Linked DNA regions of Mus musculus: region 1 is linked to region 2. Evidence: chromatin loops called from intact Hi-C (ENCODE). Cell type or tissue: left cerebral cortex. All regions are shown on one strand. Links, peaks and the distances in the headings refer to the core of each region. The heading gives the core; the rest is flanking DNA. Region 1 overlaps Hipk2 (homeodomain interacting protein kinase 2). Region 2 holds the start of 4930502C15Rik (a long non-coding RNA gene).

What was found. Peaks named below come from ENCODE experiments on the same cell type or tissue, not always from the same donor. Only the 100,000 strongest peaks of a DNase experiment are listed, where the experiment ranks them.
Region 1: it touches region 2 in a loop (2.3-fold over the local background); 1 of 42 quality-filtered maps calls a loop at or near these places.

What each region holds. Positions count from the first base shown.
Region 1 is chr6:38,789,943-38,806,246 of GRCm38, reverse strand. All of the region lies in intron 2 of Hipk2 (homeodomain interacting protein kinase 2), which reads left to right. It overlaps 4930502C15Rik (a long non-coding RNA gene), which reads right to left. Exons shown (of 4, transcript XR_003956279.1): 4 at 13,628-16,304. Among named protein-coding and RNA genes, the nearest start is that of 4930502C15Rik, 61 kb to the right of the region's middle. In left cerebral cortex, for the core only: no CTCF peak of the experiment used is centred there; a DNase peak (open chromatin) is centred at 8,551.
Region 2 is chr6:38,733,953-38,750,256 of GRCm38, reverse strand. Hipk2 (homeodomain interacting protein kinase 2) reads left to right here. Exons shown (of 15, transcript NM_010433.2): 3 at 2,260-2,383; 4 at 2,691-2,810; 5 at 4,507-4,593; 6 at 6,997-7,181; 7 at 12,737-12,899. 4930502C15Rik (a long non-coding RNA gene) reads right to left here and starts at 12,741. Exons shown (of 4, transcript XR_003956279.1): 1 at 8,524-12,741; 2 at 6,977-7,763. In left cerebral cortex, for the core only: a CTCF peak has its summit at 9,066 (motif pointing left); no DNase peak of the experiment used is centred there.

The sequences.
Region 1 (16,304 bases), core at 7,035-11,034, 56 kb before region 2:
CTCCTTCTTTTTGTAAATTTGAACTTACATTGGCAAATATAAAAGCACCAAGTGTGAACCCCTGAAACATCAGTGCACTTGGCATATAGAGTCAGACATCCACCCTGATCAGCAACAAGAGTCAGAGGCTATTGGAGTCTGAGTAAAGAGGTGTTAACAGAAGTCTGCATGTGCTAAAGCGAAACAAAATAGCATACAAGTTTAAAGTTCTTTAAAACTTAACATTTTAAATCTATCTTCTTCTAAAAACACTGATAATTTTACATCTAAAGCTTTAGTGTGCCTGCTTTCTCTTCCTGTTTTTGTTTTGCCCTGTGGTGTTTGGGCAAAAGATGTCTTGTTTATTCTGTCACAGAAGGGTCAGGAAGAGAGGAACAGTCATTTCTGGAAATGGCTGGGTGGGGGAACCTACAAAAACAAGCCTGGGATAAATAGCTGCTGCTGACGAAAGTAGGCAGCTTCTCTCAGTGCTGTTCCATGAGAAGGTCACAGGCTTGTACTCACAGAGTCAGGATAGTGATCACCATAGGAGAGAGGCAGAAACTCAACACTGAAATGCCCAGACTTTGGGATTCCCAAATGACATCAAGGACCAGTGGGATGCGTTCATCTGGCTCCTTGTGCTTGCAGTTCTCCATGGTCAGGCTGTACCTGTACACCATCTGAGTGTGTGGCAGTTTTCCTACAGTACTTTCCCCCAAGCCAGCCTGTCTTTCCTGTAAGCCTCCCACTTACAGGCATTTTCATACTCAGTATGGGAAGTAGTCAGTTTTTTGGGAAAGGCCATTTACCCCCTGGAATAAGAGTACCTGCTGGCTGTCCTGGATGTGCAAAGGTGATCTTGTCCAAGTCTCAGTGCATGGGCCTTGAAGGATGACCCTGGCAGCTTATACAGGCCACACACCCAGCTTCTGTCAGCTCAAAGTCGACTATGAGCACAGCTTACTGTCTGCCCTTTCTCATTTGCAGGACCTTTTACTTGTTTCCTTGGAAGAAACAAGGTCATTAAAATGTGTATATTTCTTGGAGTCCCTGGTAATTCAGTTTAAGATGACAGTTCTCTTTGACATTCCTAAGGGGAATATTTCTCTTGTTTGCCGAGCTGAGCAGACCTCTTGGCCACACCACCTGCTTGCAGTCCTGCTTGTGCCATATGTGGAACACTCTGGCTGTGCCATGTTAGTCTGAGCATTGTTAAGATTGCTCTTCCATGAGCCCACTGTCTTCCTCTCTCCTGGAATCCTTCCTAAAGTTTTTCTCCATTCTCTGTTAGTCCCTCCTCCTAGTCCTCTCTATCCTCCATACCCCTAGCCTACAATTCCAAGTCTTGATGCTTCTGTCCCTCCCAGCCCACTCTGTTTCTGCTCACTAGCCATTCTCTAGCCTGAGCTATCCCTCATCTAGGGTACTCCCTGATTACTCCCACTCTGTCCCCAAACCTAGCCTTCCCCACTACCCCCTTCATGAAACTTGAATGTTAAACTCACACAACAGGAAAAGATTTCTAGATACTATCTTACACTATTAAACACTGTCTTAGTTTGGTTCCTATTCCTGTGATAAACATTTACTTCCCAGCACTCAGTAGGCAGAGACAGGCAAATCTCTGAGTTCAAGGCCAGCTTGGTTTGCAGAGTAAGCTCCAGGACCACCAAGGCCACACAGAGAAACCCTTTGGGGTGGGAGGCATTGACCAAAAACAGTTTGGGAAGGACACAGTTTATTTGCCTTATACATCCTTATTATAGTACATCACCAAGAGAAGTTAAGGCAGGAACTCAAGAAGGGCAGGAACCTAGAGACAGGAACCGAAACAGAGACAATGATGGAATACTACTTAGTTTACTCCTCATGTCTTAAACAGCTTGCTTCTTTATACCACCCAGCACCACCTTTCCTGGGACTGGGGGTGGTGCTGTCCACAGTGGGCTGGGCCCCTCCCATATCAATCATTAATCAAGAACGTGTTCTTCAGATTTCCTACAGGCAATCTGGTGGAGGCATTTTTCCCAACTGGGGTTCCTTTTCCCAGGTGGCCTTAGCTTGTTTCAAGCTGATAAAGAAAGGAAGCAAGCAAGCCAACCAGGACAGGGACTCAAGACCAGTGACTTTAAAGGTACTGTAAACAACTTGCCTCCGCTAGATGAGTGTAGGGAAGAAAGTTAAGGGACAGAGGCTCAGCATCCTTCCAGCTTGTAACTTATCTCTCATACAATGTCTCTTTAGTTCACTGAGAGAGGCTGTTACCCATGAGGTCTGGGGAGCTTTGAGACCCATGCACTTGCCTCCTTCCCTATTATTGGCCTTTCCTTTCTCTTTTCTTATGCCTGCCTATGCTTCCAAGGCTAATGGTAGACACTTAAAGAGATAGTAATCAACCTGCCTCACTGGCTGAGTATAGGGAACATAGTTGTCCCAAACAGATCCAAGTAGACACATCTCTAGTGAATTTGCCTGCCATACTTAGATGCTGGGAAATATAGTAAGGAGAAATCAGCTTCCAGAACTTAGCTAGCTGGCTGCTTTACTATCATGTGTCAGGGCTCCCCTGTAAGGAGTGTTCCCATGGGTCTCTTCAGTTTCGGGTTAATTGATTCAAATTAGGTGCTACTAGCACTGGCCGGAAAGCTGTTCCGTCTTTGTTTGTCCCAGGCTTTTCTGTTTCTATGTCATGTCATGGTGCTGTGTCTCTGCCTCATTACTTTGCTTTATAAGCTTTATCAGCAAGTGGTTATGTGTACCTACTTTTTACTCTTTTGGTTCTGCTAGTGGGGATACAAAGAGGCTAGGCTGGGGAGTATACTCTATGGCTTCTTCAGAGCAAGAACACTTTTTTCTGAGCACATCTTATTTGATAAGAGCTTCAGGACCTTTTAGAGCCCTCCCCAACCCAATGAGCCTGGGTCCAAAGCCAGCCATACATGCTCTTTTGGGGAAGCCATAGGAGAATTCTGTAGAAAATCTCAGTGAAATGGGTCAAGAAAAAAGGGAGGTCTCTATAGGCTGACTGAAAGGCCCATTGCTTAAGGTTCAGGGAATATGGTGCTATGCAGATTAAGTAGCCATTCATAGAGCTGGGTGCCTGGCTGGCATACTCTGCTTCAACAACACATTGTTGTATTTGACCAGTCCTTCACTCACATTGGTAACTCAAGTCTTTGTGTATTTCTAGGAACAAGGTTCTGTCTGATCTTTACAGCAACTCAAAGGGTAGCTCAGAAACCTTACTGTCTTCATTCCATGGGACACAGGGCCTAGCCCTGGGTTATCTGTGTGCTATCTGTGAGCTAGCTCCTATCTACTCCAGAAAGCAGGAATTTGAGAATCTTTGGCTATCAGGTGGGGTGTGGGACCACCTCTAACCCCTTGAAAATAGCCCTAGGAATGTGTTTAAGTAGCTTTGTTCCTCCCCTATTTCAAACAACTGTCAGTTGTCCTCTAGAGAATGCCATCAGTATTTGTTTTCTTGTCACACGGAAAGCATGTGCTTGATCTGAATGGACATCATATGACTGAGAGTTATTGATTAGTTCTGTCTGTGATCATGATGATAATTTGGTACCCCTGGACAGAACAACACAAGTGTGATGTATGTGTGCACACATACACACCCTGGTTAAAATTCCAATTCAGTGTCAGAGTCTGAAGCTGGCTGCATGTGCAGGCAGAGTGAGCATGCCTATCTTCCTAGGTATGCTGATACCAGGCCCAGCTGTGCATGCATTCTGTCTGCATGCCCCTCGGTGTGCACAGACTGTCGCTTGCCACTATGATGGACTCAGATCTGAAGCAGCCTCAACCTCAACACTCAGTCTAAGAGTGTAGACAGGGTGGGTGCAGGTGGCTGGGCTTCAGCAATGGGAACAGTTGCCCAGGGCTTGGTACAGAGAGACACATCCCAGCTCACACTGCCCAGCTATAACCCTCTCTGACTTCCAAGCAGGTGAGCTCGAGGTACTCACACCAACCTGATTTTTGGTGGATATTCCCTCTGACAAAATGTAGCATCTTGCTGCAATGGAGGCTGCAGAAGGCAGGCAGGCAGGCTCAAGTCTATCTCTGGTCTCCAGGTAATAAAGGAGCAGGGAAGGAGCATGTATATATTCATTCTGCTCCTCTTTTCATCAGGCAGGCAAGACTCACCACACATAAATACTTTCAATTTTGCTTGCACAGCAGGAGAATTGCTGGGTTTGTTTTACTACTGAAATTGAACACTTCTAAAGAAACATGACAGCATTATCTTTCCTGGCAGGTAGGGGGGAGTTCTTTGGTAAGAGATATGCTCCCCACAGCACTTTGGAAATGAGACACTGATGCTCAGTACTGGCAGAGAGATGAAGGGACTCACTCTTCAGTAGTTTGTTCATGTTCTCTCTCTCTCTCTCTCTCTCTCTCTCTCTCTCTCTCTCTCTCTCTCTCTCTCTCTCTCTCTCTCTCTCTCTCTCTCTCCCCCCAGGTTCTTGGTCCCCAAGTTCCAAGACCTAGGGATGAGCAGAGTTGGCTGGACTCCTGAAGAAGGCAGGCCACAAACATCTCCAGAGATGTGATACTCAGTACCCCATGTGGCTACAGTTTCTTGTCTTTTTTAATACCTGCTTGTCTATTTACACAGGTTTCAGCTCTGCTTACCTTCCTGTGGCCACTCTGCCCTCTGTGCATTTCCTCCTTTTCTGCTATAAATTCTTACTTCCTTGAAAAATCTGTATTAGACATCTCTTCATCGATGGAACTTGCAGACAGACATTTGTTTGCTAATTGTGTCTGGGTGTTAGTTCTGGGCAGCCAGCTGGATGGTAGACATTCTGGGTGTCTGCTCTCTTCTGGTAATTGTCATATTGTCTGTGCTGGATGGGAGTGGGGCTGGAGATTAGAGATTTCACAGGGCCTATTAAATAAAAATTCTCAAAGAAATCCCTAAGATTTTTGTGGAGCACAAGGGTTAATATTAATGAAAATTATTTAGGAAACTTTAAAATAAATTATGTGTAAAATAATATTCTCTACCCTTTCTTGCTGGTGGGAATGTGAAACGGCACAGCCATTATGGAAAACAGCTTGGCAGTTACTAAAAACATTAAACATAGAATTGCCATATGATCCCTGGAATTCTATTTCCAGGTTTATGTTGTAAAAGACAGAAAACATCTACTTGAATTGTTGTACATGCATGTTCATATAACACTATATACGGTAGCCAAGAAGCAGGCCAATCCAAATGTGCATCTCTGGTTGACTGCAGTGAACGGATACAACACAATTTTATTTATCAAAACAACAGTAGCAAGCTGGGGGGCTGGAGGACTGGGAGGCTGGGGGCAGGGTGGGAAATGGAATGATATACTGATAGCTGTCACCCCTGCCCCCCCCACAAAAAAAGGTTATACATCAAAACTGCTTGCTTAGGGAAAGAAAGTAGACACAAAAGGTCACATTATAAGAAATCCAAAATAGACTAACTCAGCAGAATGCAGACATGTTTGCCAGGGGCCTGAGAAAGGGACAATGGGAGGAATTGCTTTGTGGGTAAAGGGGTTTTACCTCCGAGTCAGAGAGCATTTGGGAACTAGATAGAGGTGGGGATTTGTACAATCTTGTGAATGCACCAAATAGTTACCTTATCATGGCTAGTTTTATAGTATGTAAATTTTACCTCCGTGAACCATTTTTTAAGCAGAAAAAGGAAAATTACTTTCAGGCGAAGAAGTTGAAATAAGATGAGTTTTACTAGAAACTGAAATTTGGGCATTTTGAGGTTAATTTTTAAGTAAACCCTAAAGTTGTTAGACATGCCAGCTAGAATTTGAGTGTTTTTAGGATACTTCTAGGTTAGTCATTTGGTTTTTCTTGACCTTAGGAACAAAGGGACAGCTTTATTCAGGATCTCTGCAGGCCCCTGTGTGTTCCATGTGCGTAGGAGGCCACTGGTGCTGGGAGAGACCACAGACTTCCCTGAGGGATGCACCAGCCTCAGTTCACAGGAATCCCACAGCGGCCTCCAGTGTGGCCCCTCTGTTTTAGAAAGACTGATAAGGGGAGGGGATTTTGTTTATATTCCAGTATTCCTAAAGTGTGTGCACATGCATTCATGTGAGTATGGGTGTGTAAGGTTTCAGAGTTGTCAGGCCCAAAACCCTTTAATATATCAGGAATAACACTATTTATTGTCATCTTTTCCTTTGTGCTGGGGTTTGGAGGATACAGAAAGTACTTGGGTTCTATCTGTTTTAGCACCAGTTTCTGTCATCAGCAAAGACACATGGATAATCACATTTATCCTCATGGCCTTCAGATGAGAAGGAAGAGGGAGATCTGAGTTGTGTGTTTATACATTTGCTCTTTTCCTCATCATCAGCATATGCAATGGCCACTCTTGTCTGTGAGCCTCCACTGGCCAGAGTCCATGGTTAGTCAGTTTGTGCCTGCTGGCCCTGTGGCCAGTGCTGTCAAGTCTCACATGTAAGAACATGACTTGTTCCTCCCTATGTTCTAGCTGAATGTTACTTCTTTTTCTTCATCATCCAGGAACATTAATTGGGCATCTGTTATAAGCAAGGCCCTGTGTCATACTAAGTCAGGACTAGGCTTGTCCTTCAAAAGTGTCAAGTGAGGAAGATAAGATGAAAATCACTGTGGAAAAAAAAATGACCTTAGTTAAATTGGATGATGAAAAAAATTTGTTGATAAAGCCGTTGGGCAGTTTGTCTAGAACCTTTTTCATGGTAAATTTCATTACTATAAATCTCTTTTATCACTGAGCGTAGTGGTACACACCTTTGATCCCAGCACTCAGGAGGTAGAGTCAGGCAGATCTCTGTGAGTTCAAGGCCAGCCTGGTCTACAATGTGAGTTTCAGATCAGCTATGGCTCTGTTACATAGAGAAACCCTGTCTCTATGTAGCAGACAGACAGAAGTCTCCTTTATTTGTGTTTTCTTCCTGGTACATATTTGGATGTGTGTATGCTCATGTGTGCTTGTCCACCTGTCCATGCTGCGTGTCCCCCTCACGTATCCTCCACTGTAGTTGAGATAGGCTTTCTCAGAGAACCTGGAGATTGACAGTTTGGAAAAACTAGATGGCAAGTGAGCTTCAGGGATCCCCTTGCCTCTGCCTTGCTGGTGCTAAGATTATACATCAGCAGTAACCATGCCCAGCTTTTTACGAGGATGCTGAGGGTTCAAACTCTAGTCCTTATGCATTCGCAGGAAGCATTTACTGAATAAGCCATCTTTCCCAAACCTTTGAATACATATTTTTTTCTCAAGGAAGTTTGTTTGTTTGTTTGTTTGTTTGTTTAGCAGACTTTTTTTGTCCTATAAAGCATTCCATAGACTAGTTCTGATTTGCGTTGATTATTGGCTTTCCTCTGCCCTCTAAAGAACCATTTTTCTGCCCTACAGCCCAGATATATTTATTTATATATCATGAGTATGGAACATTTTCCCCACAGTGTACTGATGTCAGGTAATTGGGTTGGCATTCTCAACCCACTTCTTAATTGTGTGACCATAGGAAATGGTGTGTAAATCCCCTAAGGCTGCCCAGCTAGCTCATGATAAAAGGCGGCCTGGGCCACCTAATGACCATGCAGTTTTATTGAGGGCTTCCCCTCCTTCTGAGCTGCCCACTGTGATGGTCACTTTGATGATGGGACACAACTCTCTGAGATACAGGCTGCAAACAGCCTCCTCATCTAATGATAGAACATACATGGCTGCTGGCAGTGGGAGATGCTATGAATATTCATGAACTGCATTTCACTTTTACTACCTTTTCATTAGTTTTCATGGAGGTGGTGTTTGTGAGTGAAGTACATGAGCTATAGGCAGGTGTTTGTTTTCTGGACAAAATGGCAAGCCTCATAGTCAGAGGCTAAGGCAGGAGAAGTAGACAGCCAGCAAAGTGCAGATGAATATTAGCAGGTGGTGAAACAAACCCGTGCGTTTCTGTATTTCCCTGCAGTCTTAGGCAGATGCATGCCATGATCCCTGAAATTTTACAGTGCATCTCTTATATGACAGTGAGAAACTTTTATCCTAATACTTGGGTGCAACTAGTATACTGTGGCAGCTGCCTGTCCTAAGTGGTTCTGGACCTGGAGTTCACACCGCAAACTTCACCCGCCTACCCACTCACTCTATACCCCTCAGCCCTCATCTGCTGTCTAATGTCTTTCTACCAAGCCAAAGCAGACACTGCCTCCAGTTTGCCACATTGTGGGTTTTTATGGACAAGGCTGGATGTACAGGAATGATGGGATTACCAGGTAATGAGAGACTTGTCCACATTGCTGATCAGTATGGGGAAGGATGCTTTGAGACCCCGATTGACAAGCAAGGGATGCCCACATAGTTCCAGGACCAGAGTGGCTCTGAGCTAGGCAGAAGTGACCCCTCAGCATAGGAATGCCTATCTCTGAGACACATGTTGGAACTCTAAGCTGTGCATTGCTGGAATGAGGAGTCTAAGTTACATTGGCGGAGTGTTGGTAGGTGTGTCCATCAGTGGGCTAGATGACAGAGCCACACTCCTACCACTAGCTGGTGTCATTTGAAGAACGTGAAAACCTGCATGTTTTTGTCAGAGTGGAGCATAACAAATTATTTCAGAGATGGAGGGGGCAGATTAAACCTAACACATTTACTTCATTGCTAATTCAGTGTGTCTGTTTCTGCAGATCAAATGAGAAGCTGGCAAACCTTAAGTACTGAGTAATATACTCCACTCAGACTGACCCATTCTTGAGTATTTTTTGATTAGGTGGGGAAAGATGCTTTCTTGCTTTTCTACGTCCAAGTTTCTTCTCAGTTGAGAATCAGTTTTTCAAAGACAGTACTCTGTACTTCTAAAAAGTGACTTATTTTAGAGTTGGATTATCATTCTTTTCATACATTGAACTTGCAACAGCATTTTAGTGCTGACTGCATGTGGAACACATGTGGAACAGGAATTTAGAGAATAAAAGTACTGATATGGACTCATTTCCAAGGGCCTGGCATGTGTCTCTCATAGTTTCATAATGTAAATACTTGAGCACCAATAGCACCCTTAGCCTTCTGCTTCAGCACAGGATGAAAGACAGTGGCACTCTGTATGCACCTGCCAAAGCCAGGGCCTCATTTGTTTCTCAAGGTGGCTGTTATCACTCTCATCTAGTAGCTGAGAAAAGGAGTTGCTAGCATGCAGTACAACTGGAATCCAGGGAGACTCTTTGTTCTTCTTGCCAGAGGGAGTGTTCCTTGAGTTGAAAAAAATTTTTTTCTCATCCTCAGCATTGCCATTATGAGTTTTATGAAATGTGTTTAAACACAACACACAGATATATGTATATATTATATTGGACTCACCTTGCTTTAAAGCTAATAGGCTCCAGGCATACAAATGGATTCATCAAGCATATAGCATTCCATAGCTGTGTTCAGTACCTTTTTATACCAGACATGTTTCTTACACTGTCTGTTGTTTGGGACTCTTCTAAGTAGGTAACATCTTCTGAGAAAACAAGCTCAAAGGGGTGAGGCAAAATTGTCCACAATCCCATAGCTGCTAAGTGATGTAGAGCCTGCCTTTCTGCCTCAGAGTGGCTTATTCTCCCAGAATGGTTGGTCTCTGATCTTCCTAGGGTTCAGATGTCCCTACTCACCATTGTCTGAATCAGCCCCGCTGCCAGTGGCTTCTAATGTCATATGCTCATCTCTTTATGTTTGTTGTACTAAGTCCCAAACTTGTTAGAAACACAGTAGTGCTAGAGCCAGTCTAACTGGGCCAGTCCTCATGCAGTGTCCTTGACTCCTAAACTAAGAACTAAAAGCCCATGGCCCTTGCTTATCTATCTCCTGGCATTTATCACAAATAAGTGAGAATCCAGTTTTATTCTTTATACATAATGTGTAGGCAACTTATGTTAAATGTTTACATACATGACTTTTTTTTATAATACTTTTGGATGTTTTTGTGATGAATGTTATTCAGCTACTAGGGCTTTTGGCATTTAAATTTTCTCATTTGGAAAATAGTGAAAGCTCAGTTACTATCATGTGAATCCAATCCTTCCCCACCCACCTCCACCTTCTACAGATGAGGACAGAGCTCCATCTCAGTCCCTTAAGTCGGCGTCACAGGAAAAGCACTTTTAACAGGATTACTGTGTGATCCAAGGTCTTGAAATCAAGACGAGTGGTAGGTACACAGAGCTAGCTCCCAAGCTTTGTCCTTGTAAGGAGTTAGTGACATTCAGCAGGCTTCTAGGACCCACTCTGTAGCCAGCCTGCATGAGCCAAGCCATGTTCCTTATTATTATTTTTTTTTTACAAAGACATCTTTGAGTTTATGTACAGATTATGGATTTAAAACATATACTTTAAAAATCATCTCTACATACTCTGGCTTTCCTGATTAAACTTTCCTTAGAAGGAGAAATAAAAGTACCACAGCTCTTTTCTCCTCATAGAAAAAAATAATTTATTAATTTATATCTATTTTTAAAGTATAACTTTGCACTTGACAGAGCACTGCTGTGTATACTATTTCATGTGCTCATCAGAGCAGCTCTGTCTCTTCCTCACTTGCACATGTGGAAGTTAAGAACCTGGCTTGTCCTAGGACTTAGAGCCAGGAAGGAGTAGAGCCAGCTGGTCCGTAGTCATAGCCAGCTCATAACCTGCTCTGCTTGGTCCTTCAGGGGTTGAGAGTTGCTGAGGTTAAGGACTAAGTTTTCATTTTGGCCCTGACAATTTCTCACATTGTATAAAGTGCCAGGTTAAAGGTTCTAAGCACAACCATATTACCTAGGGGGTGTAATGCTGTCTTATGTAAAAGGAAAGCAGAAATTTGTTGTCACTGGTGGTGAACACTAAGTAACCAGCACTGCCGTGTTATGTGACACTCAGCCTTATCAGCAACAGTGCAAGATGTGAGCACAGAGGAAACACAGGACTACAAGGAAATAGTCACCAGCTCTGCAGCTAGCCACTGCCACTGAGTAGATAATACCAGGCTAGAGAGTTCCCACAGAATCTTACCACTGGGGCCCCCAAAGAGATCTTGGCAATTATATAAACCTATTCCTTCATCAAGAGATTCCTATCTGGCCAGTTTTCATCAAATTCACTCTAGGCCCAAGGCAATCTACCAGAGCGTCAGGTAACAGTTTGTAGACCTGTGAGCCAAGTATCAGATGGAGAGAGCCCTGGCCCTGTGAAAGGCAGGTCTTATGTCTCTGCTTTGGGCCTTCTTCATCCTCTGACTCTATGTCTAAAATAACACTCATGCCACTAATTGATTAGAGATGCTCTTTGGAAAGCAGATTTTAATGTATGGTCACTAATGAACTGTAGTCCAGCACTGTGGTCCAGAGTCCTCTTGGACCCAGTTTGTCTCTGCAGTATTTTGCTTACTGCCCTTTTAAGCCTGTGGTCTTGGCTGTTTCTTAGCCCAAGGGCCCAGGCTTTCCTCTGGAGTCCTGGACAAGAGCTCTTACTGAGTAAGGAAGGCAATCATGGATACCCTGCTTGTCCTGCATGGAAAGCTACCTGAAAGCCTTCATCCCTGCCCCCTGTTGCAAAAGCTCTGTTTCTCATGTTTATTTACTCATTCCTTCTCCTCTGCCTCTTTCTCATTTTCTAATTTTGGAGTTGGAAATCTCTAGGCCCCAATTAGTCCTGACTCTTCTCTAACAAAGTATAAGCTATGACTTTGGAGTTCTGAGCCACGGGATTACATGTGAGGTAACACATTACTCTCAGAGCAGAGATATTTTTCTTCAGGGATGGGGAGATCGTAGGTCCAATTGGGGCTTAGCCCTGCAGTAGGTCAAGTACGGAACCCATTGCCAACACATGGTAATTAGGATATGATGAGTCTGTCTCCAAGAAAGTTAGCATTTAGCTAATAATAAATGATGTTTGGTGAAAAGAGTTCTGAGCTCTTTCACAAGAAATATTTATTTTCATTTCAAATTGGATAGCAAGGTGATTTCTTTTTGTAAGAGAGCACATACCAAAAATAATTTGAGGATGGCACACTTTACACCAGCTATACCTCAGTCCCAAGCACTTCATAAACATCACTGTGCTGACTGAATTAGACAGCCCCATTACCTATGTTTTCAAAACAACAGGGCAGACCAACCTGCCAAAGGCCCATTTCTCTACTTTTGGGGAGGACACTGTGGAGTTTCTGGGTACATTGGAGCCCTAACCAGTGTGACACTCAGCAGGCTCTGACAAGAATAATCTTTAGCTTTGACTCTGTACCTGGGGGCTGACAATTAGGAAAGGTTGAAATTTAAGTTTCTCTCTATTGACCATTACTGTCAGGGCTGGAACTGTAGTGACAATATAAGGTCTGAGCTTTAATGAGACTGGAAATGATGTTATAATATACTTTAATATGCATTAGCTCCTAAATGTACCTACATGCCTTATGAGTTGCTGGTTAGTCCTGGAGATATTATATATACATGTGGGAGAATTCTCCTTTAATGGACAGTATTTTTAAGTTTGCTGACTGAATGTTGGTTGGGTGGGAGGTGAGAAGAAGGAAAATGATTTACACAGGAACTTATCTCTGGTGTTAAAAATAGTCGAGGGAATCATATGATTGATACACAAATGCTGTCCTAACACATTATTTTGGGAACGATTTGATGCTAACATGAGATGTGGATGAAGACTAGAAGCAGCTAGTCCTCTGACACTCCCCTGGGATCATGCCCCTCATGCAGCTCTTGGAAGAACACCAGACAGCAGCCACCAGCTTCGACCTTCTAGCCTTGACCTTATCCCCAGACCCCAAAGGTGAGGAGGTGAGAGGCCAATTTTTTGAGACCTTCCCCTCTCTCTTTTAGTCTGGCTGCTCTCAATTGTTTCTGCTATTAAAGGCCAAGATATCATTTGCTAGTAGTCTCCCCCAGCACAGGAGAGGCCTAAAACTGATAATAGTAGAAAAAGTATGAGGATCTGGAGCTTTGAGGGCCAAGACAGTGCAAGGAGGGATCATCTCTCAGCAAGTAAGTCGTTAGTTCCACCACCTACTTGGTCAGGACCTTGGCAGGATGCACGATGGGTGGAGTGTTGTATGGGTTGGCCCTGTGGGATGTGACTCCAGGCCCAGTGTGCCATGTGTTTGCCAGCCTTGGCAGCATCATACAGTGGGGCAAGGTAACAAAAATGTGTGTTGCTTAAGAACAGATGTATACTTTGGCTGCGCTCAAATCCACAGCTTTGTAGAGTACCCTAGAATCTGCTCTCCAATAGTTTTTGCTCATCTTTTGGAAATCCATTTAGTGTCTGGATTCTTCTCCCACCTATGTGTGTACTGGGCCCAGAGTTGCTTCAGAATATTAGTAAACACAAATCTAAACAGTTTGAACCAGAATGTTGTTTAATTCAGGGCAAGAGGGCTTGGTTTCTAGACAGGTCCTGTGTTGCTTAAGGTGTTCATATGAGAAATCCAGGATTTCCTCCAGAGATTTGCCATGTTGATCCTGGTGAGCTGTGCCTGGTGGGAGACTTTAGACATGGACTGGACAGGCTGAGTACTGATTGAGGCAGCACACATCCTACCCTTTGGTAAAACCCAAATTCTTAAGCAATACCAAATTTTCTGTGTTCGTTATACTTGTCTGTTTTCTTCAGTAGTGTATCCTGCATCCCCAGCTTCTAATCCCACTTGGCATGGGACAGATATTTGCCATGTATGTTATTGAGTGTTATAACTGCTTTCTAAAGGGATAGAAGTTTAGAGTTTTGAATTACTTATGAAACTTTACAGTCCTCCACAGCTTGATTCACCTCTAGATGGGTAAGCTATATGTGAACTCTGCTGACTTCTAGGATCTGACCATGGCAGACAGGTCTGTACTCAAGAGCTCTTCCTGTGGATGTCCTTGATTGTGGCTGAGGTAACATTAGGCTAACATAGGTGAAGGAGAGTTTTCTAGGCAAGATGGTATGCTATGTTGCCCTACTGGAGAGAAGGGAAGAGCCGTTTTGTTATATACTTATTATTTCTATACTTTTGAATTCTCCACCTCAGTTTAGAACTATTAACTGAGTTTTTTTTTATTTAGTTTTATTTTATGATTTTTAAAGACTGGATCATACACTCTTTGTAGCCCAGCCTTGCCTGGGATGCACAATCCTCCTTCCTTGCCTTCTGAGTACTAGAAGTACAGGCATATAACAGCATACTCAGGTATCAGTTGAATTTTAAGAGTCAACATTTCTTCCTAAAAAATTTCCTTATCTCAAGAGTTTTGTTTGTTTGGATTTAAAAAACAACATGTATTTTACAATAGGACATTATTTTTGAGAAGGTAAACTAATAATATGTATGTGTAGTATGTGTGTTTATATATGTGTTCACGTGTGTGTGTGTGTGCATGACGATGCACATGCATGTGGAGGGCAGTAGTCATCACAGTGCTTCCTCAACACTCTTCCACTTTGTGTTTTGAGACAGGGTCTCTACTAAGCAGGGTACTCCATGGTACTCACTGACTGGTTAAACTGGCTGGCCAATGAGCTCCAAGGATTTGCCTGTCTTCTTGCCTTCCCCAACTCTCACCACTGGAGTCATGGATGCTGGCTACCACTTAGGACTTTTACTTGGGGATATGAACTTGGGTTTTATGGTTACCAATTGAACCATCTCTCCAATCCCCCCAGTGCATTTGAATAGAATAAAACTGCATTTCTCTGTAGCCATTGCCTACGATCACTAGGCTAGGCCCTAGCCTCAGGCAGGCCAAGGACTGTCTACCAGCGGGGCAGGAAGGTCTTCATCCTTCAGCTCACTCATGTTTAACATGTTCAAATATGTTTGGTTTTTATAATTATAGAATGCTTGAATACACATGCTCACAGCAGCATTGTTCACATCAGTCAAAAGGTAGAGCAAAGTGTCTATTAAGAGATAATGAGGGGCTTGGAGAGATGGCTCAGCAGTTAAGAGCACTGGCAGCTCTTCCAGAGGTCCTGAGTTCAATTCCCAGCAATTACATGGTGACTCACAACCATCTGTAATGGGATCTAGTGCCCTCTTCTGGATTATCTGAAGACAGCTACAGTGTACTCATATACATAAAATAAATAATTTTTTTAAAGAAAGAGAGTTAATGAAGAAATAGCATATAGCATATATACAATAGAATATAAACACACATGTGCACACACATGTGCACACACACACACACACACACACACACACTAAAATGCTACCACACTTTGAAAAGAAAGGAAATTGGGCTGCTGAAACCTAGAATACGCAAGGCTCTGGGTTTGATTACTAATAAAAACACACATACATTTGCACACACACACATGCCCCAGAAGGTGAGATACAAATAGACAAATAGTATGATTCTAAGAGACAGTGAGTAGAACAGTAGTTACCAGGGGTTACGGGTGCTGGAGTTATTGCTTAATAGGTATGTATGATTTCCATTAGACTTAGATGTAGTAGGTGGAGATGAAGATACAATAATATGAAATGAATGTACTTAATGCCATTTCTCACAATAAGAAAGTTTTGGATATCTCCATTTGAAAGTTCTGACCCTATTTTGTAATTACAGATTCTTTCTAATGTATCAGTAGTCCTTTAAGGACATAGGAGGAAAAAAAACTATCTGTTGAAAATTTTGTTGGTGAGTCTATAATACCGGGTTATGGATCTACCTACCTACCTGTCCATTTGTCTGTCTGACTTTGGAAAGGAAATAACCAATCATAATGAAGATATATGAACGCCATTGCTAGAGTATGCCTGTGGTAGCCGGCTCCCAGTGGTCCTCATCTCCTAGTATTCAGGGCTGATTTGTGGGCTCTGTAGGATCTGACAGAAATGATGGCATAGTACTTCAAAGATTAGATTATAGATGCTATGCTGGCTTCTGCCTTGGTGCCTGTTCCTTGTCTCCCATTGTGAGCCCAGCCCTGTAAAAGCCCACATAAGGAAGAACTGAGATCTTCAGCCAACGGCTGTGTTAGTGAACTTGGAAAGGGAGCATCTTGATTATAGCTTCTTGACAGACCCTGACCCATATCGCCCAGCTAGGCCACTGCTGAATCTCTAACCTACAGAACTACTATTTTAAGCTATGATGGTGATTGGTTATGTGGCAGTAGATAATTAACACAGATCTTTCTGTATCTTCATTCTAAAACATAAAGCATATATGTGTCAGAAAGACCATAAAGAAGGTCAAAGCCTGGACTCTATCTGAAACTACAGGCCTTTGGGAAATGCTAAATATTGTATAGCCTTGTTTTCATTGCTAGCCAGTGCAAGTTGTTAGTG
Region 2 (16,304 bases), core at 6,734-10,733:
GTGACTTGAAATGACAGTGGAAAGGCAAACTGGGTCCCTAACTGGGGAAACGTTGATGCCTGAGCCATGGGAGAGATTCATAGATTCTGAGTACAGCGAGAGCCACTGAGGGCTTTGAAACACAAGCTGATTGGAAGGTTATTGAGGGAAGGGAAAACAGGAAGCACCGGGTGAAGAGTTGCTGAGGCCAAAGTTATACCAGGGGAGAGGGAGAAGAGGGACTCATTTGAGGTAGACTTTGGACCGGGGCACGTGGATGGTCGGGTGGCAGGGGGATTGAAGGGATTGGACCTGGATCTCTTGCAAAGAGATCTAGGGAGCCTAGAACTGAAAAGACAGTTTTAAGATGAGACTGAGGTTTAGATGTCAAATCTAAACCTGTGAGGGTTGGCATGATTGCTGTGCAAAGTTTCCTAGAGCTGCAAACAAGGACCACAAAATGTACTGCTTGAAACAGCAGCTACTCTGTTGATGTTCAGGAGCCCAGAGGACCAAAGTCAAGATGTTAGCTGGGCCTTAAGGATGGAGGAGAGGATATTTCCCTGCCTTCTCTAGCTTTTTGTGGATGTAGGTACTCCTTGGTTTGTGGCACATAAATGCAGTCTCCACCTCTGTCATCATATGGCTATCTTGTCAGTGTCTGAGGCCAAATTTCCCTGTCCTAATAAAGACACCTGTCATATTGTACTAGGACCCACCTTCTATGATACAGCTTCATCTTAACTAATTAAACCTACAACAACCCTATTTCTAAGTAAGAGTCCAACATACCTGCTTTATAATACTGGAGATTGAGCTCAGGACTGTGTGCATACTAGGCAAGTACACTACCCCTGAGCTATATCCCCCAACCCAGTGTTTCATTCAGGATAAACACAAAACCATGATAGTCATGTAGGGGAAGAATAGAAAGAAAAGAAGATGGTACATAGAGCATTTGGACAAAGAAGGAGGATGCTCTAGTAAAGGGTATGGACAGGAAAGGATATGGAGAGGCAAGAAATTTGGGTATGGGAAAGTGGCACCTAGGAAGCCAGGCCTAACAAAGCAGGAGCAGTGGGCAGTTGTATAGAAGAGAGGCAGCTCTCAAGACACAGAGCTGAGATGCTGACCAAGACTACGACAGTGCACAGGCCATCCTGATCCCTCTAGTGTGGCACATGAGTGTAGGAGCATCTCAGACAAGGTTAAGAGGCGGGAACATTTAGGAGGCCATTGCTCTGAGAAATGAGGTATGGAGGAAGCAGATAGTCTTGGTAACACTTGGAGAGGATTAAGGAAAGATGTGTGCTTGAGGCTTGCTTCTGTTTATTAGCTTTGTCCTTGCATACTGTTTTGTTTTTCCAAAGTGGTAGCTGCTGAAGTATGGTGTGTGCTGTGGTACATGCCTTCTCATGGTTGTGTTTATATCACACATGTTTGTAATCTTTTGTCCCTTGATTTAGTGTTGCCTTAACTCCAGTTCCAAGGGACTTAGTGCCCTCTTGCCCCACATTTGTGACATTCCTTCACACAGATGCACATGAATAAAACTTAAAAGAAAGACTTTGTGGTCTGATCTTGGTTACCAAATACATGTGTACTTTCTCTTTAAAATGCCTTTGAAATTTCTATGTGGCCTTGTCTGTCAATTACAGAGACATTAGCTCCTACAACCAGGAGTGGACTGTTTATAATAGAATTCTGGTTGACTCTCAGGATGATCTATCTATTCATGAATGGGGTTCTATAGTTGTAACATTAAAGAACTTTTATAGAGATCAACCTTTTAGACACAGATGGGAAAAGTAATAGCAGTGTTTCCTTGAAGAAATGTAATACAAATGCCTAGGACAAAGATCATTGGGATGAGTGGATTTTGGACTTAATTGCCTTATTTTAAGTGAGAGCAGCTATTTTTACATATTCCTGAAAGTAGAGTTTAGGAATTCCTTCCTAAATATTAGGCAATCTTTATAACGAATTCCAGATGTTCAGCTACAAAAGCTAACTTCCTACCATTTGTGGTGTGGTTATCAGGTCATGAGCTCATGTGGTCAGAATGTGATGGTGGTGATGCCCACAGACATGCTTCACTGTAGGTCTGTTGTACTGCCACCCACCGACCCTTACTCGATCGGCACTTGCAAGCTAACTACATCCTCTTCTAACTAGATAACAAAGCCAAAGAATGGAGAGTCTCTGCAATGCAGACCTCTCTCAAGACCAAAGACCCCACACAGGTACCCCAGAATTCATTCTTCCATTCTTTCTCTCCAGGGCCCCTGAGATCATCCTTGGTTTGCCATTCTGTGAGGCAATTGACATGTGGTCCCTTGGTTGTGTCATTGCTGAACTGTTCCTGGGCTGGCCATTATACCCAGGTGCTTCTGAGTATGATCAGGTAGGTCTGGGTGACACAGGAATTCTCTATGTGACTTCACTCTCCATCCAGAAAACCTTAGATTACCATTTACTTAGAACCTGCCTTATTCACTTATTAAACTTATCCTGACTTCCTCTCTCTCTCTCTCTCTCTCTCTCTCTCTCTCTCTGTGTGTGTGTGTGTGTGTGTGTGTGTGTGTGTGTGTTTCTTCTTTCTTTTTACTTCTTGTTTCTCTAAAATTAATTCCATTTTTCTCAAAGCCATCAGTATACCATATGTACCATGACAGGAAAAGCCCTGACCTCTTTCTCATCTTTTCTTGCAGATTCGGTATATTTCACAAACACAGGGTTTACCAGCTGAATATTTATTAAGTGCAGGGACAAAGACAACTAGGTTTTTCAACCGTGACACAGACTCACCGTATCCTTTGTGGAGGCTAAAGGTAGGAAAAACACTCCCTCACTTCTACTGATGGCCTAATAGTGAAAGAAGGAAAGACAAAAATGAGCTTTTGGTATTTACAAATTGATGACTTTAATCTAGCCAGCAAAATGGGGATGTAGGATAGAGTTGTGAATACAAGGTGTTGCAGGATCTGAATGATTGAAAACACCTGCTTCCTTGCCTCACTGCTGTGTGAGAGACTGTGTCCCATGGGAAGACCGCTGAATTTCTGGGATTTAATCTCATGATCCTTCATGTCTGCTTCGTGCTAAACAGATGAAGCAGCCACACTCTGCTCTTAAGGAACCCACTGTCCATGGAGAAACAGGACCAGTGCCCCAAGCTCTAGGCTACCATATGGACTATCCTCTTCCTAAAAGGAAAGAACATGGGAAATAGCGTGACCTAAGTGAGCCAAGAAAAAGCCAGGCCAGGGCCAAGGGCAGGGAGCAATATTTGTGCTGGGCCCTGTAGGGTACAGAGGGATTTTTCCAAGGCAGGGAAAGTAGCCTGCAATGCAAATGTCACAAACCCCTGGGAAGACAGCAGATCTTCATCCAGGACAATGGATACCATAAACTCTTGGTGACTTCACCTTAATTGAAACATATTTTGCTTTTACTTTAACTGTGTCTTGTAATTAAAATTGACATACTTTTCCTGGGAAGGAGATAGTAATAAAGACTTAAGTCTGTAGTAAATTCATTTTTGCAGTTTTGCAATTGGGTTTTACTAAGTTTGGTTTGGTTTGGTTTGGTTTGGTTTGGTTTGGTTTGGTTTGACAGGACCCCAATCAAATCCTAATACAGCTTAAATATAATATGTACTATCAAAGCACTGGGATTTGGAAGCTAAGCAGGCTCTTAGGCTAGAAATAGAGCACCTGACATTCAGTAAGTATGAGAGTTGCCAAGGTCCAGTAACAAGTCTTCAGGTAGAAGACAGACAACCCAAGTTGATAGTGGGGGGTAGCTACTTCGGTGTTTTACCAGGACCCTCATCACCTGTTCCTTGGGGTTGAACTGCTTAAAGTGTGCTGGCCTTTATCCAGAATTAATTGCCTTAGATCCATTGATGAGTCCAAACCACCTAGCAAGTAGAAAAAGTAGTTTCCTAGCCAATAGCTGATAAATGTCTTTGAAAGAGCAGCATAGAATACAAGCTCTGGAAACAGCTGCCACTTGTAAGCTGGGAATGTTGGTCGTCCCCCAGAACTTTATATTTTTGTGTTTCCATGTAGTAAAAGAGGAGAGCAGTCATCCTAATGCCTGTGGTTATGGAAAACATTTAGTGAGTTAGTGTGCCTTGAAACAGCATAGGAGCTGTAGGTGTAAGGGATTGCTAAGTAAAATAAAATGTTAAGGTGTCACAAAGGGCTCTGGTCTTCCCAGGTGGAATCTTACCTTCAGCTTATGGAAAGCTGCAGAGTAGGAAGGGTGTGGTCTCATGTTCTCTTTAGAGTCTTTGGTAACTGTACCAGAGTGGGCATGAGTGGGAGCCTGGGGCGGAAGGAAGGTGAGCTAGTGTGGATGGACAGAGAAAGGAGCTCTTGTGTAGGACACTTTCCGAGAAACCAAAGTCTCCTCCTCTGCAAAGTGAGAAAGGACCATGGGTGGAAGCAGCAGCCCAGGAGCTTGAGATTCAGTGACCTGAGCGGTGCTGTCTGACTGACCAGGTTTCGCTTTCTCCGATAGACACCAGATGACCATGAAGCAGAGACGGGAATTAAGTCAAAGGAAGCAAGAAAGTACATTTTCAACTGTTTGGATGATATGGCCCAGGTAAGCTCTGTGAGTGAATATGCAGCACAGGCCCTTTAAAAAACAAAGCAAAACAAAAAACAGCTGCAGGGCAGGGCATGCCTTCAGACCCACCACTCTGGGACGCAAAGCAAGTGGAATCTCTGAGGTTGAGGCTTGCCTAGTCTACATAGTGAGTTTCAGGACTGCTAGAGATATGTAGAGAAACCCTGTTTTTTGTTTAAAGCCAATAAATGAAAATAAAAAATAAAACCCACCAGCAGTGATATACTTAACTATGCTCATTGCCTTTGCTTATGAACAATCATATGACAGGCTTAGTAAGAAACCATTTGGTCTCAGAAACCAACTCTTTAGAAAAAATAGCTCCATTGTATTGCTTCTTGTTTGTAAGGTAGTGGCCAACCTTACTGGTGCTAAAAGGGCCTGAATCCTATACAGTTTAAATATAATATGTACTATCAAAGCATTGGGATTTGGAAGCTAAGCAGGCTCTTAGGCTAGAAATAGAGCACATGACATTCAATAACTATGAGAGTTGCCAAGGTCCAGTAACAAGTCTTCAGGTAGAAGACAGACAACCCAAGTTGGTGGTGGGGGGTAGCTACTTCGGTGTTTTACCAGGAACCTCACGTTCACCTGTTCCTAGGGCCTTGTGTGTGCTAGGCAGGCACTGGCTCCAGAGCTGAGACCTACAGCCCATTGGCATATTGGAGTTGATGCTCATGGCTCAGTGTGTCCATTTCCTAGGGCCTACATAACAAGATAGGGTGAACTGGAGGGTATAAGACAACACAATGTATTCTCTCATAGTTCTGGAGGCTAAAACCGTCTGGTGTCAGTGTCCTCAAGGCCACAGTCCTTTTGAAGGCCCTAGGGGACAGCATCCATGTGTTGGGCTCCCCGTGGCTCTGGCAGCCTCAGAATTCCTTACTTGCAGCTGCATCACTCTAATCCGGCTTTACCCTCCACATGGCTGTTATCCCTGTGTCATCCCTGCTCCCACTGTCAGATCTCTGCTATAAAAGCACTGATTATTGTGTTCAGGACCATCCTAATCCAATATGGCCTCATCCTAACGTGATTATATCTGCAAAGACCCTATTTCTAAACAAGGTCACATTCATAGCTTCCACAGATTAGGACTTGGATTCAGCCTTTAGGGAAGCCCAATTCAGACCATTACACTCAGTCACTGTCAGCTCACTAGCAGCGACTACAGACCTTCCTTACCTTTCCATCACAGATAATTCGAGATCTTCAGGTACTTTTAGTTAGAGACTAATCCAAACTCTGAGCAATCCAGAATGACTGTTCCTTTTAAACACTGAGAAACAAAGCTGTAGCCCAATAAACACTTAGCACACCTCTTAGCACAGATGAGTGTAGCCTGGTTCTGAGTAAAGTACACTTGTCAGCTGATTAGTAGCTTAGATGGTCTGTGGAAACTGAAATTGCTTTCCAGAGCCCCTCTTGAAAAAAAACAAGAAAGAAAGAAAGAAAGAGGGGGGGGGAGAAGGAAAGAGAGAGAGAGAGAGAGAGAGAGAGAGAGAGAGAGAGAGAGAGAGAGAGAGAGAGAAAGAAAGAAAGAAAGAAAGAAAGAAAGAAAGAAAGAAAAGAAAAGAAAAGAAAGAAAAGAAAGAAAGGGAAGGAAGAAAGCAAGCAAACATTGAAAGCAAAGCCTTTCAGAGGCCATGCTAGTAGAGACCTGCCTTTGGGAGAAAAGTCCTGTGTTCAGCTGCACTCTCTTCCCTGGCCAGAGGCAACTGCAGGGAACACAGGGACCGAAATCATTCTAGTCACAGTCAGGGACCAAGGGAAGGGTGATGTCATAAAGATGAAGGAAGAGGGAACCCAGGCTCTTTTCTTCTCCAGAGGTTGTATACACTTTTCCCCATCTTTTCTTTTTCTACTGCTTTATCTTAGAGCTTTCTGTGTGTGTGTGTGTGTGTGTGTGTGTGTGTGTGTGTGTGTGTGTGTATTGTTGTTGTGTGCTTGTGACAAAACACATATAGCATAAAATGTCTCATCTTAGTCTTTTTTTAAAGTAAGGCTGAGGAGAATTAAGTGCATGCGCACTGTTATGCAATCGGCCTCCAGAACCCTTCATCCCGTGGTTATTTTTAATAAGGTGTGATGAAAGCTGCACTTCACCGTGGCCAGTTAAAACAGGAGCAGCTTTGTGCCTTGACACTGGGATGTATGTGCAGGTGTCAACCATGGTGGCCTCTTTCTGCCCCAACCCCTACCTGGTACCTGACTCCCGCAGCCATTCTGTTCCTAGCGTATAAGAGGCCATCACCCGTGGACAGTAGCAGCACACAGGACCATGGCGGGCAGTCTACCCTCTGGCACCTGAGATGGGGAGCTTGAGATCAGACGATATCCTATGGCTCTTACTCACCTGTCCCCGCTTACTTCCAGGTGAACATGACAACAGATTTGGAAGGGAGTGACATGTTAGTAGAGAAGGCAGACCGACGGGAGTTCATTGACCTGTTAAAGAAGATGCTGACCATCGATGCTGATAAGAGAGTCACTCCCATTGAAACTCTGAACCACCCCTTTGTCACCATGACACACCTGCTTGACTTCCCCCATAGTGCCCAGTAAGTGCCTACTATGCTTGTACCAAGGGCAACACTTAAAGGCCCAGACAGGAAATATTTGAGGCTTTGTGGCCCTCTGGTTCCTACGCTGCATCTCCGTTCTCAGTTATAGCTGAAAGCAGCTATAGATACAGCACATAAGCAAAATCAGGATCTCCTTGTCATCAAAGCACTTAGAGCACTTGTGGGGCGAGGTTGGGCTGAAGACTACAGTTTGTACCAAAAAGAAGGGAATGGTGGAACATGGGGACTTTGGGGCCAGATGAACTTGGATATCAACGCACAAAGGGAAGTGGGCAAAACAGCAGTGCTCTAAAGCAATCTAGCATCAGTGCCAAAGGTTAGTCCCAAAACTGTCCCAGAGTGAACTGTCTAGTTTGCTTCATTTCTTTGGCATACTGTGGGCTGTACCAGGCACTGGAGTACAATGAGGAACAAAGTAGACTGTGTACTTTCGAGCTAAGCCATGGTCTTCAGGGAAGAAGATAGAAGACAATGGCTGTTACCAAGAAAGGAATGCGGTATGATGAGTCCATCCAACAAGGAGCTTGCTCAATAGGCCAGAAGACCCAAGAATATAACCTGTGAAGGGTGAGGGAAAAGATGGGTGTGAGAAGTCAGGGCACTGCCTGTGTGAACTCTGCAGCATGACTGAACACCAGACCTAGGAATGGGGGCAACATGCTGAGGCTGCAGAAGTCAGCGCTCGAGCAAGCCGTGCTCAGGGAGGGTTTTGCCTTTTATCAGAAGCTCGATGCAGCAGTTAAAGGACTGAGAAGCAGGTGAATGGCTGGTTGGACTCGTGTTGAATGCAGATCTAACCTGCTGCTGTATCAGTAATCTAGAAAAAAGTGTCTGAGATCTTGCAGTTCTCTTACTTAGTGACAGCCATTTCCAAGCAGAAACTTGTTGGGCAGGTTGAAAGATAAAGTGAGAGCAGAGAAATAGACTACAGGAAGTGAGACTGTGAAAAGGAAGGAAGAAATGAGGGCTGTGGAGAGATCAGAGCTTGAGAATGGCTGCTCTGATCCATTCTTAGCCTGACTGGGAACCCTTTTGGGGCTCAAATGATCCTTTCCCAGGGGTCACTTAAGACCATCTTGCATATCAGATATCATCATGATTCATAACTATAGCAAAGTTACAGTTATGAAGTAGCAATGAAAATAATTTTATGGTTGGGGGTCACTACAACATGAGGAACTGTATTAAAGGGTCATAGCATTAGGAAGGTTGAGAACCATTGGACTAAAGGAAATTTTTGAAGAATGAGGAAATTTAAGCAAATACTAATGGGAAGAATCTGGTAGCAAATGAGAGATTCAAGGCAAAAGGTACTTACTTGTGAGTAGTTTCTGTTGAGTTGGTGTTTATTGCTGAGTGGAGAGATGGACCCTGTCACTAAAAGATGATATGGTGGGAGAGACGTGGGTGTCAGCAGGTGCACAGGATAGCAGAGGAAAGTTGAGGGAGTTCCTGTCAGACAGCTTCTGTCTCAGAAGTAGATGATGACATCATCTGTTGAGAACAAGGTGGCTTTACAATGCAGAACATGATAACTGTGGTTGGAGAGGTGGCTCAGTGGATAAAGCATTTGTCATACAGCTGTGAGGACTGCTGTTGGATCCCCATCGGTCTGTAAATGTCAGGTGGTCTACCTGTAAACAGAGCTCAAGAGGTAAAGATAGAGGATCCCAGTGGCAAACACGCTAGCTAGACTACGTGAAGGGTAATCAGGCAAGGCACTCAGGGAAGCCACAGAAATGGCTCCATGGTAGCTCTGCTTTCCCAGAAGATCTGGGTTCTAGTCCCTACACCTACATGGCAGTTGTCCATAACTACCATAACTTTTGTCTCGGAATCCAGTGCCCTCTTCTGGCCTGTCTGAACACCAGGCAAATATGCAGTACACAGACAAACACATAGCAAAACACACATACACATAATAGACTTTTAAAAATTAAGTTAAAGCAAGGAAAGATTTGGGGGCTAGAGAGATGACTCAACAATTCAGAGCACTTGCTGCTCTTGCAGAGGACCTGGGTTCAGCTCCCAGTATCCACCTCATGCAGCTCACAGCCATCTGCAGCTCTAGCTCCAGAGGCTTCAGTGGCCTGTGGCCTTCTCAGACACCTGCACACACATGATGCACATAAATTCATGCAGGCAGAAACACATACATAATAAACCTTTTTAGGAATAAAAAAAAATCATGTCAACCTTTGACTTCTACATGCACGCCCACGTATCCACAAACACGAATATGCTCCCACACATATACACATGCAAAAAGGAATGTTAAGAAAGAAACAGAGAGAAATAAGAAAAGCGATATGTGAGGGAGGGAGAGAGGAAGGCAGAGAGAGGGAGAGGGGAAGAGAGAGTGTGTTGGTCCTGGTAACTGGAGCAGAGCATGATAGCAAACTAACCAGAGAAATATAGGAGAAAGGTGGGTGTGCGGGAATACACAAGTGCTGTAATCCTAGGAGAGGGAAGGAAGCGGGTAGAGCTTTGAACATTTGGGTCCGAGCATAAATTGATGGTGTAAGTGAAGGCATAGAGAAAACAGTTGAGTTTGTCCAGGTTGAATTGCTGCCAAGTTGCTCAGAGAGAATGACAAATGGATGAGGAAGTTGAAGATGCTGGTGATATAGTAATTATAATCCCAAATGGAAGCTACTGAAGGTTCACCTAAGAGAAAGGAAACTCAATAGATCCCAATGAGTGTCCTCTGCTCAACTCTAGAGAGAGTTATGATAATAGTTATAGTCAAATGCACCAGAAGGGTAGGGAATGAGGCCAGGGAAACAGGGTGCTTGAGCTTGTCTTAAGAAACAGGTCCAGGGCTGACAGCCCAAGGAAGGAATGATAAGGGTGAGAGCAAGGTCATGAGGTAGGAAATGTAGGTTTTGACAGGTTATCAGGATGGCTACTGAAGTAGTCATGGTACTCAGAAAATAGCTTGGAGAGAAAGACCAACCTGGTGGAAAGGCCTCTGGGAATGAGAGAAAGAGAATGGGTTTTCTGTGAACGGGAAGTGGGTGATATCACCTTAACCTTAGCTGTGATGCACTGGGACATGAGAGAATAGATCACATCCTCACATTTCTGCAGGGACAGCAGCATGCTCAGGAAAGGCTCTTTCAGGACCTGGGGTAAGGACTGCTGTGAGGCCACAGTCAGCAACGTTATGACCAAAATTAGATTTGACTGAGTTTCCAGGCTGGACCCAACCTCTCCCAGCTTAACAAGTGGGCCACAACCACCATAAAGTGTATCTTTTAAGTCAGTTCTTTTCCATAGCAGTTAGTGAAGTAAGTCAACTTGCACGGCAAGACCAGACAGTATCTCTTTAATTCAGGGAACATTTGAAACAGTCAAGTCCTAGTGCAAAGAGGGACTGTGCACACAGTCCTTCCAAACTCAAAGTATAACACCTATGCTGTTTCTCAGCAGGAGGCAGTTAAGAAGGTGTCAGTCTGTCCCCCGGGAAGAAAGGCAAATCCCCACAAAGCCAGCCTTTCTAACTTTAGGAATAAAGAAAGATGATAGGGAAACAGTGAGGTGGGGGATTAGGGAGGCAGATGCTTCAGAGAGCTCCTATTGGCCTTCTGCCCTGTCAGTCACCCAAAACCTGGGCACTTAGATAAGCAGGGCTCTGTTCTTTGTTTAGTAAGGAAGCTTCCGTAGTGTGTTTCACTAGGAGCAATGGCAATTTAGAACTTAGAAGGTCAGCCCTCGGGAAAGGCAGGTTACCCCTAGGCCTACCTAAGAGTGGGCTGAATATTTGTAGGTTCCCAGAAGACCTTGAAGCGCTCTAGAGTGGGACCGAGCCTTCAGGCCTACCCAGCCTGCTTTGGGCCCCACCCGCGGGCCTGGGCTTAAGCTGCTCTAGCATAAGGTTTTGCAGGTAAAAGCAAAACCACTCATTTCTCTACACCAATATTTTGGTGTACATATTTGTAAAAGCCAATTGTTTTATAAACTAACCCAAAGTAAAAATGTTTGTCTTATCCCAACAGTCAAATTTTAGCCCAGTGTAGGGAGGAAAAAAAAAAAAAAGCTCTATAGCCTGAAAACTATACATTGAACCATCATAAAATCACTGAATGCTTTAAATGCATCCCAAAAAAAAAATGCATCCACATCATTTTATCATCTTCAGCTCAATGTAAAAGCATGCAGCATGCACTTGGTACTCACCAGGACCTTCAGGCATGCTGTTGTTTACCAATGAGCATGTTTTCTCTTCTCTCTAGGACTACCAGTTTACTCACCATGCGTTGTGTATCGAGCGGCCAGTGTAAATAGTCATTAACTTAGAAAGAAGTAGGACTCTCTGGGTCATGACCAGATTCAATTTCTGAAATTTGGAATGTATCTTTCATGAAAATAATATTCTGGGATAGCCTACAAACATCCATTTTGTCCAAAATAGAGCATACCTGTAGTATACAGTGATAGATAAGTGTTACCTTGTTTTATCCAGTTATTGCAACAGACATTTTAAATCATAGATTAAATGAGGCTTTGTCTTAAATATTAGCACTTGAGCAAAAGTGGCCATAGAAACAGAAGAGGCAGAAGCGCATGAGGAGCAGCATATGAAGTGAGTAGAACACAGTGGATGCTTAGGAGCTGGAATGGCAGATGCCACTAAAGGCCTTCAAGAGGCCACTAAAGGCCTTCATGCCGGGACCTGTACTCCTTTAATGCCTGTGTAATTAGGGGTTAGTTTTGATTCAGGAAGAAAATGGAGGAGAGAATTCTACTTCATGGAACTAGACAAGAATTAGGACAAGAAAGGAATAAGGAAGTTAGGAATGTGTAAAAGAGAAGGAGGGGTGTGAATTGCCAATTAGTGATTATTTGTCTGGCACATTATCTGTCTTAGACCTTTGGCTTCACTTGTAAAAATGGAACAATGATTTTAATTCTGTCTTGTGGATGGTACAAGACTGAATAGGAGACTGCAAACACATATCACTGCTCTCAGTAAAAATTAGTAACCACTTTCATTGTTTTCATTTCGTGACAGGTTCCAGTGAGACAAGTCAGCCTAAGTTCATGACCCTGGGTGGGAGAATTATTTGGCTGACCCATAGATGGTGCTAGTAGCACATGGGATGCTAGAATGGTGAGAGGCTAGACATGTTGTCCCTAAGGAAGACAGAAGTAGGTTGTAGCAGCTCCTAATGTCCTTGGTTGGAGAGTTAATCTCGTTGGTCAAGCACTACACTTAGAATGAGCAGTGAGAAAAGGTAATGGGGGGGTGGGAGGGGGGTAGATGCAGTGAAGCATGTGTGTGATAAGGGAGTCTGTCCATCCAGGGCAGATAAAGGACAAGAAGACAATGGGAAATTTGCTCACACAGTGCTGACAGTTCAGCAGCACACTTGGGGAAAGCTGGGCTATTTGACGCTAATGTGGATATTTACTGATTGTTTTGCTTACTGGATTAACCATTCTGTCTTTTTCTTTCTCTTTTCTCTCCTTCCTCCACCTCACCCTCTTTCTTGTCCATGTGTCTCTGCCTCCACCTTTTGCATATATAGTGTCAAATCTTGTTTCCAAAACATGGAGATTTGCAAGCGCCGGGTGAATATGTATGACACAGTGAACCAGAGCAAAACACCTTTCATCACTCACGTGGCCCCCAGCACATCCACCAACTTGACCATGACCTTTAACAACCAGCTGACCACTGTCCACAACCAGGTGAGTGGCAGGCACCAGGGAAAGGTGGGTGGGGCTAACCATCAGGACTCAGATATCCCAGATATCCCCCTCCAAACCCCAGCAGTCTTCCCATGTTGTCCTTTTGGGCCTGGAAGCTAAAGTGCCTGCTTCCTCAGCCTTTTTTTTTTTTTTTAAAGAAGCCAAGGGGAGACGTTTCTGTTTTGACTCTGGGACTGAGATGGTGCCTCTTCCCGTTTTCCTCTGAGCAAATGTGGGGAAAAAAGCCTGCTAAGAAATTGTAGAACCAGAGCTAGAGGAGTCCCTCCTTGCACCCTGTGTCCATGCTGTCTGTATTCAGGAGAGGAAAAACCTGTTCATTCTCTATGTCATAGAAAAGCCAGCTCATAGGTCTGTCACCGGAGTCCTAGCAGCTCTTCCCAAGGGATACAGGAAGCTGAGCTTCCCTTCACGTGGATTTTCAACCTTCTGCAGATTGGCAGGCTCAGCAACATAGGACGATGTCTGAAATACAGACAGAAAATACACTCAGAAAAGAGCTACTGAATGAAGACTCTCCACAACCTGATTCACCCACCTCTAGACTCAGAGGCTTGAACCGTTACTCCCATCTTCCAGTCTTATAAGTCCCCAAAGAAGCATTCCCAGACTCTCCAGCCCTAATACCAATCTGTAATGACAACAGTGTCCTTTGTGTTGTTCATACCTCTGCATAAGGACATACACCTTCAGAGCAGAGGAATAAGTATGGAAACCTACTGTGTGAATGCAGCAGCTGGCTGTCCACTTTTGTTGGCTGGTCCTCTCCCATCACTGAGGAGTCACTGGCCCCTGCCTTCAGCACTGCTCTTATTCGCCGGGCTTTATTGGCCTGTTCCCTCTTAGCTTGAATTCTAGTTGCTAACTCTCTCTGCTAACTCTCTCTGCTTAGACTGAGTGCCATCTGGAATCTGCTGCCCCCTGGAGGCCATCAGTGTTCCTGACGCTATCTGTCCAGTGAAAAGCTCACACTTAGTGCTTAGGGTCAAAGACTTTTCTTACCAGCCCTTCAACTAGCCCTCAAGTTAAGGCCTTTCCATCTAGAGCTTCTCAAAGCAACCACTGGCGCTTTCTTCATTACCTTGAGGCTTGTTTTCCCATCAGTCCTTAGGAGACTCTTAATCCTAACGCTCTAACCTCAAATTCTTCGTTCCCATCTGCCATCTGTCCCTTCCAATACCAATCTATGTAAGACAGCACACAGGAACGGGCACTCCTCAGATCATGTATGAGGTCAGCTGACTCCCCCTACCCCACCAGCCCTTCTATAGATCTCTTTATAGCCATCAGACTGAGGTCTACATCAGAGCAGCCCACCTCCATGTTTCCTGTGATATGATAGCCTCACATCCGTCCCAAAGAGTATCACCAAAACTGAAAATCACAATGGCAGGTCCCAAGTAAGGGCACCTCCCTTCTCCATGACACTGAGACTGCAAGGTTGCTAGGTAGGACCAGAGTGAAAAAAAACGGCTGTGAACTTAGTGTGATGTAGGCCTAAGCATTGAGAAGATGAAGTGCTGTCCTACAAAACTAAGATCCAGAGAGCAAAACTCTCCATCATCTGAACTTGGAAGTGTTAGGCCCTAATTAGATATATCAGAAAAACAAATTATTTGGATTATAACCTAGACTTAAGCACTAAGGCATGCTTCCCCTCCTCTGATACTATTACAAAGTGGCCACACTTCTGGCAGGAAGCATTGGGTCAGACTTTTCTCGGCATGGCACCATTCAGTCCTCCCGGCATCCATGTGGAATGCATATTGTCACTGTCCTTTAGAGGAAGACACTGAGATAAAGTGGTTAATCCTCTTAACAAAGGCTATGTTAGTACATATGAGGTAGTTTGGGTTTGGACTGCAGCAGCCTGGTGTCAGGGTCTGTACCCTTGAAGCACACACACTGACTCACAGATGAATCCTGTGGAGATCCTCAGCCAGTACCTCCTAGACAGCCTCTGCTCTCTAAGTGCAACAAAACTCCCTTTGTACACTAGTAACCCAGTGCTGTGTTTACTCCACGGGACCCTGGAGTTTTGCTCATCCTGAACACTGAATGTTTAAAACAACAAAATTCACCTACAGATTGATGTTAGTGGAAGGATACAGAATGAGTTCTTTGTTGCTCTTAACATATATCCAGTAGACTAGCACTTTTCAAAGTGCTCACTAATCTGTAATTGTTTATGTCTCAAGAAAGCTGGGCCAATACATCATAATTTCTATGTACTTTCAAAAAATATTAGTAACATTGAGTAGGGAGTCCTTCCTGCGTGTTCTTGGTTTAATTCTTAAGGTCAGCCTCGTTATTAACATTTCCAAGGTGTCTTCTTTTAGGGATATATCCTTCTACCAAGAATTTTAACTGAACTTATAGGTTAGGCTTACATCCTGTTCTTAGAGATGTCAACAATTGAAATGTCTATTACAACTGTATCCAAGAACCACTTGGGCCTATCTTTGCAACATAAGTTACCAGTGAACTTATTTTTTTCTTCTTATTTCTCTTTGTTATCCAAAACAGCTCTTAGAACCACAGAGGACAGGGTAAAAGTCACCCACACCATCATACATACTTTCATCAGCTGATCCCTAAGCAGGATCAGAAACTGAGGGAAACGGTCATCATGCCTACTGGTCACTCTGGGGACTGGCACTCATATCATGACATGAGTTCCACTCCTAGAGAAGCAGTACATGAGCTGAAAACAGATCCAGATCCAGGTTACACACATAAAGTCAGTCAGGCAGACAAGCAGAGGACCACAAGTCCTCCCCTACGAGTCCTTCTCCCAAGGAGGCATCAGTTAGGGTGCTGACCACACTGCCCAGCACACTGTGGCAGGCGTTGAGCCACACAGTCACAGATTACTGTACAAGAACACACAGGAATAGCTCAACTCTACTGTCTGGGAAAGTTCTGCTTTGGAGCCCTGGTGCCAAGGCTGACCCCAAAGCACAGAGGCTCAGAGATAACTCTGTGGGCCACAGGATTCCTATGAGATGAATAGCCTATATTCACAGTAGGCTAGGAAAACAACTAGACTAGGAAGGTACCTAAGGGTCTATAGAAAACAAACGGTACCAGGTCAAGATGCATACACTGCACTCATGAGGCTGTTACTGGAATTTTTACCCCCATTTTTTATTAGATATTTTCTTTATATACATTTCAAATTTCAAATGCTATCCCGAAAGTTCCCTATACCCCCCCCCCCTGCTGCCGCCCTGCTCCCCTACCCACCCACTCCCGCTTCTTGGCCCTGGCATTCCCCTGTACTGAGGCATATAAAGTTTGCAATACCAAGGGGCCTCTCTTCCCAGTTCTGGTCACTAGGCCATCTTCTGCTACATATGCAGCTAGAGACATGAGCTCCAGGGGTAC